Regions from separate parts of the Homo sapiens genome. Here region 1 is linked to region 2. The links are chromatin loops, found by intact Hi-C in ENCODE. Cell type or tissue: psoas muscle. All regions are shown on one strand. Region 1 overlaps KSR1 (kinase suppressor of ras 1). Region 2 overlaps KSR1 (kinase suppressor of ras 1).

The links. Hi-C counts contacts between places; a loop is a spot of excess contacts. Peaks named below come from ENCODE experiments on the same cell type or tissue, not always from the same donor. Only the 100,000 strongest peaks of a DNase experiment are listed, where the experiment ranks them.
Region 1: it touches region 2 in a loop (1.9-fold over the local background); 27 of 110 quality-filtered maps call a loop at or near these places.

Annotation. Positions count from the first base shown.
Region 1 is chr17:27,539,608-27,542,107 of GRCh38, reverse strand. All of the region lies in intron 1 of KSR1 (kinase suppressor of ras 1), which reads right to left. LOC124903960 (a long non-coding RNA gene) reads left to right here. Exons shown (of 2, transcript XR_007065680.1): 2 at 1-2,309. Among named protein-coding and RNA genes, the nearest start is that of KSR1, 84 kb to the right of the region's middle. RefSeq lists an enhancer at 1,112-1,911. In psoas muscle, no CTCF peak of the experiment used is centred here; a DNase peak (open chromatin) is centred at 1,507; H3K27ac peaks cover 1,375 bases.
Region 2 is chr17:27,493,084-27,495,583 of GRCh38, reverse strand. The region is part of intron 1 of KSR1 (kinase suppressor of ras 1); the gene reads right to left. Among named protein-coding and RNA genes, the nearest start is that of KSR1, 38 kb to the right of the region's middle. In psoas muscle, a CTCF peak has its summit at 1,213 (motif pointing left); a DNase peak (open chromatin) is centred at 753; H3K4me3 peaks cover 1,142 bases; H3K27ac peaks cover 1,228 bases.

The DNA of each region.
Region 1 (2,500 bases), 47 kb before region 2:
TCACACACAAACCCAAAGCTGGCAATGTCCCTAAAGCACATCATTCCCTCCACAAAATACAATCATGTGTAACTGAAAATACTACAGACCCTTCCAGACTTCTGATGGGATGTACTGTGTATTCAACATTGAGTAAAGAAAAACAAAGCTACATCGGGATGTGGGTGCTGGACAGCACACTGGGCTCACTCACTGGCTCAGGGATGCTCACCTGCATGCCTGCCATCGAGTCCAGCCTCAGCCAAATGACAAGTCACTGCTCATCCTTTGCCGTCACTCACAAATCATGAAACCTCTCATGTGAAACCCACAAGACTTAAAGGTGTACTTCATCATTCCCATCTTACAATGAAGAAACCAAGGCACCAGCCTTTGTAACTTTCTTGAATCCTGTGGTTAAAGAAGGGATTCCAACCTCAATCTAATGCTCTCTATGCACCTCTCAAAATAATGACTCCTGCAACCCACACCCTAAGCTGTCTTGACTGGTACAAGCAGGATGGCAGTGGGCAGGGTCTACCTCTTTTGCGATCCAAAGCCCAAAATCCAGCCACGCCTAGACTGTTCCAGGCAGTGAATCCTGTGAATAAGAGCCACAGGCTTGCCCACACCCTCTAAATGTATCCAGCCACCCAACTGGGCCACCACCTCTGGTCCTGACTTGCAATAACCTACCCTCTGGGCTGTACCCCACCCCTGGCTCTAAGCCAGCATTAAATTCATTAAAACTAGCCATCATGCTGCCTATAACCTGAGGCCATCCCTTTTAAGAAGATCCTAGTATGCTTTACAGAGTGACACGAAGTAACTGGACAGCCACTCCATTCGTCCATCACTTGCCTCTTGTTTTATTTAGTCCTCCTGTGGCAGGTGCAGTTGTGGACCAGCTTCCAGCTCACCAGCACCCACAAGACCCTGACTCCTTTCTCCTCAGTAGGCAGCACCAGACTCTTACGTGGTGCCCACAGCAGTCTTTGCTCCTGCCAAGTCCCTGACTATACCATCCCGAACTTCAGGATGCCACCAAAGCCCTGGCAACTTACTCCAGCCTTCATTCCAGTGGTCCCTGAAGCTGCTGCTCCTCCTCCACTATTGACCCATTCTGTCCATGCCTCGGGGAAGCTCCCCTTACATCTTCCACTTCCTTCCCAAAGCTGGAGTGCATTTCTGGGGACTTCCCACCAACCCAGCCAGCTAAGCAGTCTAGCCTGGCTGCCATGGCCAACTTGTTGCAAAATGATTTCTGAGAATGTAAGGAGGCCTCTGGAGGTTGTGATGCAGCTGACAGTTCCACGCACAGGCACGCAGCGACCATAGCACCCAGCTCCGAGGGGACCAGAGGCAGCCCCTTGGCTCCCAGCACTGCCCAGCCCTCAAGGGCGCCCACGGGGGCTGACATTCATGGGCATGGGACAGAGCAGGAGAGGCACACAGGGAAAGTGGGGCAAGGAGAGGAGAAAGTACAAGTGACCTCAATCCTTGAGCTGGGCATTTCGCAACAGCCAGCCCTCTCCCGGCCCGGCCCATACCCGCACTCTCCTGGGGAAGCTGCCAGGCTTTTACATTTGTGTAGAGACAACCTCCCCGCCAAGCCTCCCACTAGCAATCCTGCCTTGACGTCAAACTCAGAGTCGGGGAACTTCAAACACAAACAAACAAGTCTAACCCAGACCACAAGTGGAGATATTCCCAAGGAGGCCAGGGGTGAGAACGGCCACAGCTGGGAGCTCAGGGCCTCCTACCCTTCCCTATGCTCCACTGGGAATGCAAAGTCTGAGGACCTGACAACAGACTGTAGATGGGAGATTCAACCCCAGGCTGAGACAAAACGAGCTCACTTGTCTAAGAGTATGACTGACTGCCTTTGGCTGGTGCAGCAGTGGGTGCAGGAGACCCTGTATGGAAGCACTGATGAGTTAGCTCCTCTGTGCAACTAAGCACCCACCTTAGATAAATCACATAAATCACCTGTTCCCACTGCTCCAGTACTAAGCATGAGCAGTCAGGGAAAGAAGACTATGAGGTCAACTATGGTTTAAAAGCACCCATGATGCTTCCTGGGAAATGCAAAGCTTGAGCTGGGCCAGAGTGAATGGCCAAGGGCCCGAGTTTTCTCAGCAACAACTGCTAGGCCATTTTATGTGCCACGGAGGTTGTGAGATGCAGCAGAACCAAAGAGGAAGGCATTTCCCTGACCTAACAGCCTAATACAGCTCCCACCTGCAAAGCCAAGGTGAGTCAAAACACTGCTCTTCAGAAAGCAATTATTTGAAAAGTCAGTAAATGATCTGTCTTGATCTGCCTTTCAAGTTTTCCTTCCTGCCTCAATTGATGTAACCCCCCAATATCTCATGTGTTGTTAGTACCAGCAGTCCTTAGGGGCTGTGGGGACCAACAGGACTAAATCATGAGAAAGAAAGACACCCACTTTACCCCCTAACTCCCCTGTGCCTGAAGCAATTGAATAACGGCAACAAAGGACTTCTGACCATCATCCAGT
Region 2 (2,500 bases):
GACACGAGAAATGATCTCCAAGCCTCCCTCCTGTCGCCCAACTCCACCTTTGGGGCAGATCAGGGGGCTATATCCCAAGGATACTAAGGGACTGGGCCTAAGTCATCATCGGGGCAGACATGTCCTCCAAGTCCTGGCCCAGGTTGTCCAATGCACCTCACCTCCTCTGTGTGAGGGGTCCCTTGGACTTTTCTTGAGTTAAATAAACACCCACAGTCACACTCACACACAGAGCCTTGTATAAAGACAAGCACACATATAAACTATGCTTTTCTGCCTCCCAAGATGTTGGACAAGGCCAGGAAAGTGCGAGATCAGTATTAGAGGGCTCAGGGGAGGAGGAGAGGAGCAGCCGCTGCATATACCCCCAGAACCCTGTACCACTGAGGCGTGCATTCTTTCAGAAGCCCACAAGCTCCTGTCCTGCTAAAATCAAGTCTGATTTCTCAAGCTTCCTTCCCTGCCCAATGGGTAAGGGCAGAAACCACCTCCTGTGCTGTGCAGAACTCACACCCACTCTGCACACCTGAAGCAGAGCCCTGCCCAGCCGCCCGGCTTACCAGCTGTGCCCACCTGGAACCCGCACTGCCCGGGAGCCCCTTCCCTCTGCCTCTCCAGTCACTGAATGGGAGCAGGATCACCTGGGGCACTTGCTTATGGGCTGAGCCCAGGGACACTGACAGGGCCGCCTCCCAGGCACAGGGAGCCACCCAGCAGGCCACACTGAGTCAGCGGCCAGGGTCCAAAATTTGCTTCCTGGAGAACTTGGAAGGGACACCGCCCAATGGCACTCTCAGAGAAGCTTTCATTCTCACGACGTCAATGCTGAGAGGACTGCCAGGCTGATTGGGAAACAGCTCCATCAAGATTTTTTGTCTAGTTGGTTTTTAAACTGCACAAATGCCAGAAATCTCCTTCCTGCTCTCTACTGCTTTTAAATGTAAATCGAAAGACCTGTTCGTACTTGTCCCCGGAATCCCTAATATCGGTCCCTCTATTAGTCTCTGGGGAAACATTAACTCTGTTGAAGTCGAGGCAGAGGGGGCTGACACCCTGGGTCCATTTAAGGCACTGACCAGGCACGTGACCCTGGGTAAATCTGCCCCTTTCACTGGCTCTTTAAATGCAGCGGAAAAATACATTCTAGTTAATCTCACTCAGAGGCAAGCTTCCCAGTTACTGCCACCTGCTGTTCCCTTCCTTCCTTCCCACAGGCCTGAATGCTCACCTGCTTGGACTGCAAGACAAAACTGCACTTTACACATCTCTAATCTGGGTGCTTGCCCGCCTCTCCAGGAATAATTCCAGATACTCCACATATAGAATTACGCAACCACACGGCATTTCTCCTGCAAATTTCAAGTCTTTAAGGGCCATAAAAAAAATCATCTCCACTTTTTGTTCCTGGAAGCTCTTTGTAATTTTTTTTTTTAACCTGCTGTCAGACAGCGGAGTGGGAGAAGGAGACTTCTTCTGAATTCACAGAGACTCCCCAAGCATTTCTGGGCCTCTGCTCCAAACCACTGTGGACATGAAAGGCGGACATTGATGACAGCTGCTACAAACCACCTCAGCGTCCCCAAGTTTCTCTCTGGCCAGAGAGAGGAAGAAGTGGTGGAAAGTCCAGCCAATCACACCACAAAATGGGAGCCTCAGGTGCCTCAAATTAAAGGGAGTAAATTCAACAGCTAAACCTCCAAGGCTGAGGCAGAGGTTGTTTTGCTTTTTAAATTTTTCCCAGCAGCAGGCAAAAATCTCCAGCTCTGCTACTGAATATAACCAGTGCAATTTCCAATGGTCTCACGACCCCATTATTTCCTTTTCAGTGCCCCTCCCTCTCCACCATACCCCATAATTACAGAGAGTTTAGGGCTGGGCTTTTTCATGATGCTGCTTCTTTACACTCACGACAACACAGAAGGAAAGGTTATTTAAATCTGAGTTGGAAGGGTAAAATCAGCATTGTTAAAAGGGCAGATTAAGAACACATTTCCCTGGGTTTTAGGTAATTCAAGGTCACTTGCAATAAGCAAGACAGAAATGGAATCATCAGGCACACATGGGCAGTGGGGTCTACCGAGCACCACGGGGCAGGGTCACACAGGCCATAAACATTATACGGAGCTGATCGTTAATGTCTCTGACTTAAAAAATCTGCCCTGTTAAAGAATTCAAGGGCATGATTTCCTGCCTGACCCCGGTGTTTCACAGCCTTTGCCTCAGAATTGGAGCCCTTCCTGGTCCTCCAAAGCCCTCTCTGTCCTGAAAAGCAAGCTTACATTAATAACTAAGACTGAGGACTCCAGCTTCAGCATTTACTAACTGGGTGACCTTGGGAACATCATTCAACTTCACAAAGCCTCACTTTCTTCATTTATATGTATAAAGTGTGGATAATAATAGTCCCTTATTGCTTCATAGGGTTTCACGAGGATTAAAGGAGACTGGGGTTATCATGTACCTCACATAGTAAATTGCTCCATAAATGATCATCATCAGC